Regions from separate parts of the Homo sapiens genome. Here region 1 is linked to region 2. A link is a contact called in ENCODE Hi-C data. All regions are on one chromosome and are shown on one strand. Each heading gives the region's core, a stretch centred on a gene start or an enhancer-like site at or near the end of the contact. The rest is flanking DNA. Distances are from core to core; before and after follow the strand shown.

The links. A loop is a pair of places that touch in the nucleus more often than their neighbours do. Pooled maps may share reads with other maps.
Region 1: a loop to region 2 is called in a pooled map, with 5 times the contacts of the local background. The contact joins the enhancer-like site here to the promoter of RMDN2 in region 2. A Hi-C loop is called at or near these places in 4 of 37 single-sample maps with no recorded cell type and 3 of 50 pooled maps.

The regions. Positions count from the first base shown.
Region 1 is chr2:39,488,432-39,495,023 of GRCh38, forward strand. The region is part of intron 3 of MAP4K3-DT (MAP4K3 divergent transcript); the gene reads left to right. Among named protein-coding and RNA genes, the nearest start is that of MAP4K3-DT, 54 kb to the left of the region's middle. Within about 2 kb of position 4,365, at least 6 of the 41 ENCODE cell types and tissues checked have a DNase peak (open chromatin) inside an H3K27ac peak, as active enhancers do.
Region 2 is chr2:37,921,588-37,927,827 of GRCh38, forward strand. It overlaps RMDN2 (regulator of microtubule dynamics 2), which reads left to right and starts at 3,700. Exons shown (of 11, transcript NM_001170791.3): 1 at 3,700-3,838. RefSeq lists a silencer at 3,515-3,754.

The DNA.
Region 1 (6,592 bases), core at 3,115-5,614, 1.6 Mb after region 2:
ACCACACCCAGCTATTTTTTATATTTATACTATATATGTATCCATAAGACATAAAGTTGATTTGCAAGTTTTTCATCATTAAATGATATATTATGCGCTTTCTTCTTAATCTCTCACTCAACATGTATTAATACTCATCTTTTTTTTTTTTTTCTAAACAGTCTCACTCTGTTCACCAGGCTGGAGTGCAATGGTGTGATCATGACTCACTGAAGCCTTGACCTCCTGGGCTGAAGCAATCTTCCTGCCTCAGCCCTGCAAGTAGCTGGGCCTACGGGCACACGCCGCCATGCCTAGCTAATTTTTGTATTTTTTGTAGAAACAGGGTTTCACATGTTGCCCAGACTAGTCATGACCTCCTTAGCTCAAGTGAGCCACCTGTCTCAGCCTCCCAAAGTGCTGGGATTTCAGGTGTGAGCCACCATGGTTGGCCCCTAATACACATCTTTTTTTTTTTTTTCTTTTTTTTTTGAGATGGATTCTCACTCTGTCTCTCAGGCTGGAGTGCAGTGGCACGATCTTGGCTCACTGCAGCCTCTGCCTCCCAGGTTGAAGCGATTCTCCTGCCTCAGCCTCCCGAGTAGCTGGATTACAGGCGCTTGCCACCACGCTCTGCTAATTTTTGTATTTTTAGTAAAGATGGGTTTTGCCATGTTGGCCAGGCTGGTCTTGAACTTCTGGTCTCAAGTGATCCGCCCTCCTCAGCCTCCCAAAGTGCTGGGATTACAGGTGTGAGCCACTGCGTCAGGCCAATACACATCTTCTAGTTTATTTAAAGTGCTAGATAGTATTTCATTGTATAAAAAGACCACAGTTTATTCATTCTTTTGTTGATAGATCTTTAAATTGTTTCCATTATTTTTCCCTTACAAACAATGCATGATAAATGTTTTTGTATGTGTCTCCTTGTGAGAGTTATATATCTAGGTGTGACATCACTGGGTTCTATCACAAGTCTTTGGAAGTAATTTTTATGTGGATAGTGCAACAATATGACTAGTTACTTAAAAGAAAAAAATTAAGTCAAGATAAGTGGCGGAAGACACAGAAATTCAGAAATAGGATGTAAAATAGTAATGGAATAGTAGGTAAATTAGATACATAATCCTATGCCTTTTTTTTTCTTTTTGAGACGGAGTCTCGCACTGTCGCCAAGGCTGGAGTGCAGTGGCGCCATCTCGGCTCACTGCAAGCTCTGCCTCCGGGGTTCACACCATTCTCCTGCCTCAGCCTCCCGAATAGCTGGGACTGTAGGCGCCCGCCACATGCCCGGCTAATTTTTTGTATTTTTACTAGAGGCAGGGTTTCACGGTGTTAGCCAGGATGGTTTCAATGTCCTGACCTTGTCATCCGTCCGCCTCAGCCTCGCAAAATGCTGGTATTACAGGCATGAGCCACTCCGCCTGGCGACAATCCTATGCTTTTTTAAAAAGGTAGTTCATCTTTTGGCTGGGCATGGTGGCTCATGTCTGTAATCCCAGCACTTTGGGAGGCTGAGGCAGGAGGATCACTTGAGGTCAAGAGTTTGAGACCAGCCTGACCAACATGGTGAAACCCTGTCTCTACTAAAGGTACAAAAATTAGCTGGGTGTGGTGGTGCACACCTGTAATCCCAGCCACTTGGGAGACTGAGGCAGGAGAATCACGTGAACATGGGAGGCGGAGGTTGCGGTGAGCTGAGATCACGCCATTGTACGCCAGCTTGGGCAACAGAGCAAGACTCCAGCTCAAAAAAAAAAAAAAAAGGGAAACATTAATGAAAAGGTAATTCATCTTTTGAAAAAAAAAGTAGAGTGAACATACTGAACATCACAGATTTTCATCTACATTTAAGATGCTAGCTTTAGGCTGGGCGAGGTGGCTCATGCCTGTAATCCCAGCACTTTGGGAGGCCAAGGTGGGTGGATCACCTGAGATCAGGAATTCGAGACCAGCTTGACCAATATGGTAAAACCCTATCTCTACTAAAAATACAAAAATTAGCTGGCATGGTGGCGTGCACCTGTAGTCCCAGCTACTTAGGAGGCTGAGACAGGAGAATTGTTTGAACCTGGGAGGCGGAGGTTGCAGTGAGCTGAGATTGGGTCACTGCACTCCAGCCTGGGCAAGAGAGTGAAACGCTGCCTCACAAAAAAAAAAAAAAAAAAAAAAAAAGATGCTACCTTTAGTGTCACTGCTTCTGTGAAGCCTTCCAAAAATTGCCTTTTTTTCAATTACTTTCTCCTTTTGACCTCCATTCTCTCTACCTCTGTTATATGATATTGTGCATTATATTTGCTGTGGTTTGTTTATATCTCTCTCAGCAGGCTGAATGTGTTTTGAAGGTGGAGTTCATGTCTTATTCGTATCCCCAGGGTGTGGTGTGCAGTTGGTGGTTAAGTCTGAGGAATGAATGAATGGCCCAAATCACCGAAGATCTTTCAGAGGTGGCAGTGGGGTTTCTTTTTTTCTTTTCGAGATGGAGTCTTACTCTGTCATCCAGGCTGGAGTGCAGTGGCACAATCTCAGCTCACCGCAACCTCTGCCACCCAGGTTCAAGTGATTCTCCTGCCTCAGCCTCCCGAGTAGCTGGGATTGCAGGCACGCACCACCACGTCTGGCTAATTTTTTTATTTTTGGTAGAGATGGGGTTTCACCATGTTGGCCAGGCTAGTCTTGAACTCCTGACCTCAAGTGAACTACCTGCCTCAGCCTCCCAAAGTGCTGGGATTACAGGCGTGAGCCACTGTGCCCACTGGCAGTGGGTTTCTGATGATAGGATAGTTTCATGAAAGTTAGCTTAAAGTACAAAAAACTTTTTTTTTTTCTTTTTTTGAGACAGTCTCATGCTCTGTCCTCCAGGCTGGAGTTCAGTGATCTTGGCTTACTGCAACCTCTGCCTCCTGGGTTCACGCCATTCTCCTGCCTCAGCCTCCTGAGTGGCTGGGACTACAGGTGTGCACCACCACGCCTGGCTAATTTTTTGTATTTTTAGTAGAGACAGGGTTTCACCATGTTAGCCAGGATGGCCTCGATCTCCTGACCTCGTGATCTGCCCGCCTCGGCCTCCCAAAGTGCTGGGATTACAGGCATGAGCCACCGTGCCCAGTGAAAAAGCTTTGATCCTTTGTCTTCAATTGCACCTATGAAAAGGAAGTTTCGTATAAAAGCTGATATAAATGGCTAATAAAGCAGAGAAATAGCTTAAAATTTGACTGTAGACATTTGCTATGTATGATTAATATGTATCAGTTTACAGTTAATTTTAGGAAAACTTAAATTTTATAAATTGCCAAGAAATCACCCATGAAAAACTAATTTTCACTTAGCGGTTTAATTTTTTAACATTAGGATTTTTAAGTTTCGCTAGTCTTATCATCTGGGACACTGGAATTTTGTCTTGTTGGAATTGCTGATTAAACAAAATAATTCTTCAAAAGTGCTTAGCACAATGTTAGGTAAATAGTAAGCACTAAGTAAACATTGGCTTTATTATTATTAGGTGGTCCTATACTATGATTCCTCCTATTTATATCACGTGTGTCTTGCTGCATATTTAAGGACGCTCCCATCTATATGTTTGGACTAGTGCAATAGTAAAGCTGCCAGCTCAGGTGAAGAAAACCATTTAAAAATTTAAAGTTAAGCACATGATGGAAAATTCTTGAATATGTGGTGAGTTAGGTATAAAAAATATAGGGGGATTGTATTGTTGAATACAAAAAAGCCATTAGACTATTTTAAGAATGCTCTCTTCTGTCATTAGGGCTTGGTTATGAATAGTATATCACATGCATGAAAGGAGGTGGTGGCTAGTTTCATTTCCCTAAAACATGTTTCAATGGTAAATTAGAGGCAGCTGTGGTTTACTGACGCATAAACCCAGTGAGGTCTATGATAACTAGTATATATTTACAGTTTGACTCATGGTGCCTGTCAGGCTTTAATCATAGGGGAAGAAGTGATAGTACTTAGACTTCACTGTTTAATCTTCCGTTCATTTGTTTTCCAAGTTTGTTTCAGTCTGTGGGCAGGTTCCCTTTTGATTGCAACATGCAGTCCCTATTTCTGCAGTTTATCTTCATTTGCCATTTTGAGAGGGCTATGAAAGTCCTATGATAAGCTCCTTGTTCTCCAAATCCATGCATATAAGTCTCATCGAGTTGGATGCATTCTAAAGACATTTTGAAATCACATCAACACTTTCAGATCAGCAAGTTATTTCTTAATAAATTACTGTCTTAATGTTAGATGCTATTTTAAAAACACGAAAGAGAGCAGTTTCCAAATATGTGTTACTACTTCCAGGGAATTGTAAACTGGAGTGTTTAATTAAAAGAAGGCCCTAAATTTTTATTATGCTGTCACTGGATATTTGAATAACTAGCTGTAAATGAGTTCTAGTTGTACAAAAGTGATTTTCTAAATCCAGTTGTCCCTATTTCAAAATATAGTTCTAGTTCCTGGGTGAAACTGAAAATGAAATGGCCATGTCTTTATAACTAAAACAAATTAGAGGGTTGCAGCAATAAAATGAACCCACAGAGGGGAAAAAAACCCTTTGAATCAGGTTTTTATTTTCTTCTCCTGAACTGATTGGGTAATTTACTCAACTAATTTTGTCTAGTCATTAGGAAGTTAATACTCCATTCTATAATTTCCTTCCACTCAAGTGAGCAATACTGGTGCATATAATTTGGATTAAGAACATTCCTCTACTCTTACAAATATTTGGATATATGCCTTGAATATGCTTCCTCATTTAGGCCACAGAAATTTATTCAAAGACAAATCAATCAAAGATAATAACATTAACTACTATTTATTAAGCATCTCCTTCATGACAAGACTTTTTCCCATATTGAGATATAATTGACAATTGAAAATTGTACATATTTAAAGTGTACAACATGATGATTTGATATGCATATATATCCATGCATATATATCCATATCCATATCCATGCATATATATGGATATATATGCATATATATGCATATCAAATCATGTCGTACACTTTAAATATGTACATATTTCAATTATGCATATATATGCATATATCCATATCAAATCATATATATATAATATGCATATATATCATATACATATCCATCACCTCACATAGTTACCATTTTCTTTTGTTCTCTCTCTCTTTCTTCCTTCCTTTCTTTCCCTTCTTTTTTATTTTTTGGTGGTGAGAACACTTAAGATCCACCCTCTTAGCAAATTTCAAGTATATAATATAGTGTTGCTAATTGTAGTCACATCGTTGTAGAATACATCTCCAGAATTCATTCATTTGGATAACTGAAACTCTGTAACCCTTTTCCAATATCTCCCCATTCCTCTATCCCTCCAGCTCATGGCAACCAACATTCCACTCTCTGCTGTTCTAAGTTTGACTACTTTAGTTTTTACATATAAGTGAAATCAACACAGTATTTGTTTTTCTGTGTCTCGCTTAGTTTACTTAGCTTAATGTTCTTCAGGTTCATTCATGTTGTAAATGACAGGATTTCCTTTTGTTTTGAAGGCTGCATAATATTCTGTTGTATATGTATACCATATTTTCTTCATCCATTCATCTGTTGATGGACATTTAGGTTGTTTTCATATCTTGGCTATCATGAATAATGCTGCAATGAACGTAAGAGTAGAGATATCTCTTAGAAATCCTGATTTTCCTTTTTTTTTTCAGACAGTCTTGTCACCCAGGCTGAAGTGCAGTGGCATGATCTCGGCTCACTGCAACCTCCGCTTCTTGGGTTCAAGTGATTCTCCTGCCTCAACCTCTGGAGTAACTGGGATTATAGGCATATGTCACCATGCCCGGCTAATTTTCTTATTTTTAATAGAGATGGGGTTTCATCATGTTGGCCAGGCTGGTCTGGAACTCCTGACCTCAGGTGATCTGCCCGCCTCGGCCTCCCACAGTGCTGGGATTACAGGTGTGAGCCACCGTGCCTGGCCTATTTGATCATCTTTTACAGCTTAGGGAATTAAGGTTTAGATGTGGCACAGGACAGAAACATACTTTGAAGATAGGTCTGTTTGACTTCAAAACCTGTGCTCTTTGCCAGGTGCAGTGGCTCACGCCTGTAATCACAGCACTTTGCAAGGCCAAGGCAGGAGGATCACTTGAGGTCAGGAGTTTGAGACCAGCCTGGCCAATATGGCAAAACCCTGTTTCTATTAAAAATGCAAATATTAGCCAGTCATGGTGGTGTGCTCCTGTAATCCCAGCTACTTGGGAGGCTGAGGCACGAGAATCACCTGAATCCCGGAGGTGGAGGTTGCAGTGAGCTGAGATCGTGCCACTGCACTCCAGCCTGGGTGACAGAGTGATAGTCTATCTCAAAAAAAAAAAAAAAAACAAAAAACAAAAAACCCCCACAAAACCCACAAAACCAAACCAAAAAACCTGTGCTCCTTACTGTGCTCTCCTGCCTCTCAGTGCGAGATAAACAGAGTGGGCAAAATAGCCTATGATGTCATCATCCGCAAGGCCTGTTGCTACTGTGTGATGCCTGCTCCCTAGATGACCTCCTGGGGGGGTGAAGCGAGAGGAAATCTGGCACCAAGCTGGTTGAGGGGCAGAGCGAGAATGTCTGG
Region 2 (6,240 bases), core at 2,450-4,949:
CTGAAGTGGGGGATACAAATGATGTAATATCACATTAGAAGGGCTATGATGTTCTTGTAAATGGTGCTATGAAGAGTCCCTTCAAGTGTTCTATCAAAGGCAGGGTCTGGGGGTCCAAGATGGGCTGGGTTAAGAGAAAAGGCTCTCAGACAAAGTTAAGTTTGATATTTGTCTCTAAAACTGACTATGTGGCCTGGGACAAGTTTCTTCACCTCTTGAAGCCTTGGTTTCCTCACCTGTATGTTATTTACTTCATTAGATTGTTGGGAAAATGGAATAAGATAATTCATATAAAGAACGAAGCTTGAAAACTGTGTAGAAGACTCAATAAATGTTCCTGCTGTACCTGTTGCTGCTGCCCTTTGCTCCTCCTCGTTTACAAATGATTCGGGGAACTCAGAGCTTCGGTTACACCTGGGGGACTTCTTCCTCTGCCCCTGCTCTTTGCCTGTGCGCTTCTCCCTCTCTAAATCCCTCTCTCTCAATGGTTAGGGTGTTCTTAATTTAAAAGTTTTTCCCCAGCTATTTGCAGTAAAATATTTCCTTAACCCTTTCCTTAAAATACTTTCTTAAAACCAGCCTGGAAATGAAGGTTGATTCTGCTCTTTGAAGCGGGGGTTGGGGATTTCATAGTGGTACTAATTATACCTGCAGCTCAGCCTTCAGTTTACAAATTAAGAAATTCAGCTTGTAAGTTTGATAAGATTTGGAAATAACAACAAGGAACTAGAAAATGAATAGTTAACTATATAGCATATTGGTAACTGTTAAAGGGTTAAAACTAACTTTGTCATTCAATTGCTTCCTGGAAATAAAACCACTCAAATAAAACCTAAAAAAAAAAAAAAATTGACACTCCCATCTCACATTACTATAATGAAGGACTATACATTTCCTCATGCTTTTCCCTCAAATGTACATACTACTTTCAAATAGTTATCTAATATAGAGGGTGTGCACCATGCCAGGTTCCCAAGATACAAAGATAAATGCTACCATCCTTGAAGATGTTCACAGCCTCACAAACACACAGTCACTGGCAAGCAGTAATTATATAGTGTACACCAGAGAGGTTTGCTGTAAGCTAGCAGGGAGGCATTTTGTATTCATTGAAACTCCTGGTCCTTCCATAAGTTTTGATGGGGCATGGATGAATACTTCTTATGGGGAAGGAGAGAGTGTGTAGCTTCTCAAGGGAAAGAGGTTGAAGTGGTTGAATTGGTTTTGGACGGGTGGCAAGCAACAGGATATTCCAGGCACAAGGAACAGGATAAAAAGGATACAGCTTGTGGAGAGACGATCAGTAGCTTAGCTAGTGCTGAAGTGTAGAATGATGTCTGGTGGAAGTAGCGGAGAAAAGCTGGAAAAGTAGGTTGGGGCAAATCGTGAAGGGTCTGTACCCACTCCTCCCAAATGATTGTCATGCCGTACTGGTTTGATGAATAACAGCAACTCTGAGATTCTTAGTATGTTCTGGTTTTTCCTTCAGATATTCCTTTTAGACTGACATTCCTAGTAGTGGGGAGGGGAATCATTTCTGCTTTTTTATGTCACCCCTGCAACAGTACCTGGCAAAGATAGCGCCTGTCTTTGCTATTTAGTTACAGCTTTGCCAAGGTCAATGGTTGTCACTGTCCCTGAGTTTCTACCTTTCAGATAATTTTTACTCATCAAGGAATAGAAACAAATGTATTGGAAAGGAGCAAGTGTGACATAGTCTATGTCCTGAACCTGAAGATCAAGTCAGTATCAGCTGCCATCTTCCTCTTGGAATAGACTGGTAAGGCCTTGTTCACAGCCCATACGTCACATTTTTATTGAAAGCCTCTTCTGTGCAATGTGCTGGGGATGCAGCAGTGAACAACTCAGTGGGCTCCTGGAAAAGCTTAAATTTTGTTTTAAATACTGAAAAGCTCCTTTTAAGTATTAGCGAAGAGACAGTCATGTTTCTTTGGTATCTAAATCTTGTTAAAAGAGAAAATTGTTTTGCATGATCGGTTTATATCATATTGTATTCTAGTTAAATAAAGCTAGCATTATATTGCAAGATTGCTGCAAACCATAATAAATAGGAGTGAAGTGGGTTTGTAGAAGGTAATATTTTACTAGTTCCAAATCTGAGAGGTTAAAGATTAATCTGCTCTTTTTCCAAATACAACTTAGGTTTTTGCTCTTGTTTTTTGAGACAGAGTCTCATTCTGTCCCAGACTGGTGAGCAGTGGCCCGATCTCGGCTCACTGCAACTTCTGCCTCTGAGGTTTAAGCAATTCTCATGCCTTAACCTCCCGAGCAGCTGGGACTACAGAAGTGCGCCACCACACTCGGCTAATTTTTGTATTTTTAGTAGAGATGGTGTTTCATCATATTGGCCAGGCTGGTCACGAACTCCTGGCCTCAAGTGATCCGTCCGCCTCAGCCTCTCAAAGTGCTGGGCTTACAGTCGTGAGCCACTGCGCCCTGCTACAAATTACTTTTAATAAAATGACCATGGCCAGGCTTACTTATTCTTCAATGCGGCTTGCCTGAAGCTCAAAAAATCATCTTAAAGAGCCTATAGAATCCCTGAATCCCTATCCGTAAACAGTAGTATATGGATTGCAAAACAAGCCTTCTGGATTCTTCATGGCTTTATGGGTGTTGTCTGCTGTTGCTGTTTTGAGAAAGAGTGTACCCATTTTTAATTCTGCTCAATATATTGGTGGGAAGTTTAGAGATTAATGTTATGCAAACCTAAGCTTGAGGCAGTAATACTCAAGGTGCGGACAATACAGAAGCAGTGTATGTACTGTTTTGTTTTTGTTTTTGAGACGCTCTATCACCCAGGCTGGAGTGCGGTGGCGCGATCTCGCCTCACTGCAACCTCTGCCTCCGGGTTCAAACGATTCTCCTGCCTCATCCTCCCAAGTAGCTGGGATTACAGGCGTCCACCACCACGCCCGGCTAATTTTTTGTATTTTTAGTAGAGACAGGGGTTTCGCCACGTTGGCCATACTGGTCTCGAATTCCTGACCTCAGGTGATCCGCCTGCCTCAGCCTCCCAAAGTGCTGGGATTACAGGCGTGACCCACCGCGCCCGGCCCAGTTTTTAAGAGCGTATTTAGCAGAATTAGTTTCATTATACAAACCACAGAAAGCTGGGTAAAACCTTAAATGTCAGGCATCTGAAAAAACAGCGGCTTTCATCTAAAGGCAACTCGGAATGGCGGGGAGAAGGAAGAGGCTGTCAAAATTGCTCATTAAAAGAAAACGTGAGATAAAGCTATGAACACGGGGCTGCAGATATCAGTAATTAGTGCAAGGCGTCTGCCTTTAATTCAGTCGTGAGGAGTAAAGTGCAAGGTTGTGCCTAGAAAGGGCACAGAAAAAGGTTTAACTAGGGGAGAGGGAGTGGGTTTGAGAGCCGGAACGAAGCGAGCTGGCGGTGGGCGTGCGGAGTGGCAGCAACGCGAGAGGGAACGCGCTGGGGCTAGCGCGGAGGCCCAGAGCCCAGGCGGGGGAAAAGGTGCCGACCGGCTTCGAAGGGAGGCGACGGCCGAGACACACGGTCCGGCGCGAGCCAGGCGCCCCGCGACGTGCAATTTTATTTTGCAAAAGGTGCACCCAACGCCAGTCCCGGTAGAGTTGAACCCACCACGAGAGGGAGAGGGGGCGGGAGCGGGGGGCCGAGCGGCCGCGGGCTCCTCCCCCGGCGCCTCCGCTATCTGGGTCAGGACGCGACGGCCGCGGCGCGGGACCTTAGGACCCGCGGGCTCCAGGGCTACTGTCCGTCCGCCACTGCGCGCCAGCAGGTCCTGGTCTCCGCTCTCCAACAGCTGAAAGGCCGGCGCAGTGAACACAGGTGCGTGCGCAGTCTGGGAGGGGGCTGCTCAGCCGCTGGGGGCCGGACCGCGCCGGGGACTTGCGGAGGGAAGCGGAAATACTTGCGGTGGGGGCGACTGCACTTCCGGGTCGGTGTGTCCCTGGCGAAGCTTGAGCCTGCTAGCCAGCGGTGCTCTGCGTTCCCGGGGCTGGAGCAGCGGCCCATAGTGGCTTCCCGGGTTCATCCCTCGCTGACCCTGCGCCACGGAAGCCCTAGCCCCGGAGGTCGCTGGTATTTCCTCGCACGCGGACCCTTCTGGGGTGCGTGGGGAACAGGCAGTTTGCTGCCTCGGCCCGGCTGGTCCCTGCAAACCCCAAAGAATTTCAACAGAGACACTTGCTGGGCTCTCGCTCGGCTTTCAGCCTTGCGCAAACATTTTGTTTTTGTTTGTGTGGGGTTTTTTTTGCTCTCAGACTCCGTCTGTGCCTATTTCACACAAAAACGAAGGCCGGATTATCAGTGCTGCCAACATAGGGGAATGAGGCAAACACTTGGGAGCCCTAAATTTAAAATAAATTATAAAATACAAAAAAACCATGAAAACCTGATGAAATGAACAATAGAATTCACTTCGAAAGTACCAGGTTTTCCAGGACGCTGTAGGAAATCTGATCACTAGTTCAAGGTCTCAGTGCAATTCTCTTAGGAAACTTAAACCTCGGGCTTTTTTGTAATGTCTCTTTATCCTTGCAAAATTTGTCATACCTTCCCCGAGTTTATTAGAGTTATGCATTTTATATTTTTCTCCTCTAAGGGTCTGCTGATGAAGTTAATGAATATCTGTGCTAGATTTATGGTGAAAGCATTATAATTAATTTAGTAAAGCATAATTTCTACATCAAAAAATTAATTTTAAATAAAACTAGAACATGGAAATGAAATGTTTCTTCAGACATTTCTTCAGAAAACATTTCATATTCTATTTTCTTTAGAGTCAACATTTTGATGTCATTTTAGAATACTTGATTCTCATCTCAACCTTTAATATTACACAATAATACACATTAATTAAGTGCCATAATCTATATTAAAATGTCATTTTCCATTGTTATTTACTAGCACCTTACAAATTGAAACGTAACATAATACTTTGTATCTGATTATTAAAATATTAGAGTTTTAAAATCTGTTTGGTAAAGTTTTTAATTACTATATTTTTTTATACTACAAGTGTATACTATTAACATAATTAGAAGTATGAAAGCTAACAAGGCTGGAGGCAGTGGCCCATGCTGCTTATCCCAGCACTTTGAGAGGTGGAGGCAGGATTGCTTGGGCCCAGGAGTTCGGGACCAGCCTAGCAACATAGGGAGACTCACTCTCTACAAGTAATGTAAAAATTAGCCGGGCGTGGTTGCCCACGCTTGTGGTCCTAGCTACTAGGGAGGCTGAGGCAGGAGGATGACTTGAGCCCAAGTGGTCGAGGCTACAGTGAGCAGTGATTGTACCACTGCACTCCAGCCTAGGTGACAGAGCGAGACTCTAAAAAAAAAAAGCTATGTAAATGACTTCATACAACCTTTGAAATTATTCTGAAGGCAAGCAAGTACTCTGATGTATTTTGTACATTATTTTTAATGTGTCATTTTTCAAATTATCAGTGTTGAAGCACATTTGTTTTATGCTGTTATAAAACTCAAACATAGCTTGAACTGTTAGTCTTTAATTGTGTTTGTTTAAAACATCAGCTCCGTTGATTCTATTTTTTTCTAGTTAATTTTTGTGGTTCTGAAATAATATTTCAGCTTTGAGCATCTCTGTTCAGTCAGTACTCTCCTTCACCTCCTTGTTGATGCTTTCCAAATCTCCCACATGTTGTGGGTGCATCCAAGAGTTAGGAACAGGTTGTCAAAGGTGACAGTTTTCACTTCCCAGTTGGGTGATCACTGGGTAAGTGACTTGACACCTGTGTGCCTCAGTTCACTTATCTGCAAAATAATAATAGGACCTGCATGGAAGAGATGATTTGGAATTGGTGCAGTTCCTAAAGAAAGGGCCAAGCAAAATAAGACTTTCCCACCTGCTGAAACCTGGTCCTGTCTCAAGAATAAGTTCTCCTTCCTAGGTAGATTTTTACTTCTACTTATTTGCTTATTAAATGAAAATATTTTCAAACTAGGCTATATTTCTTAATGTAAAAGTCCAAGGTATGGGCAAAAGAAAGCAATCAGAATAGGAAGATTTCCTTTAATAGACCTCTATATCAGCGAATGGACATCCTGCCTGAATAATTTTATTGACAAAAATAAAGATGATTAAACTTGATGTGTGAATATTAGCTGGAATGCAGTTGTAATTAATGGGCATAGAGTGACTTATTTTTTTGCAATAAGCTTTCAAGATAATTTAGTTTTGTGATACAATTTTTTTGTAGAATACAT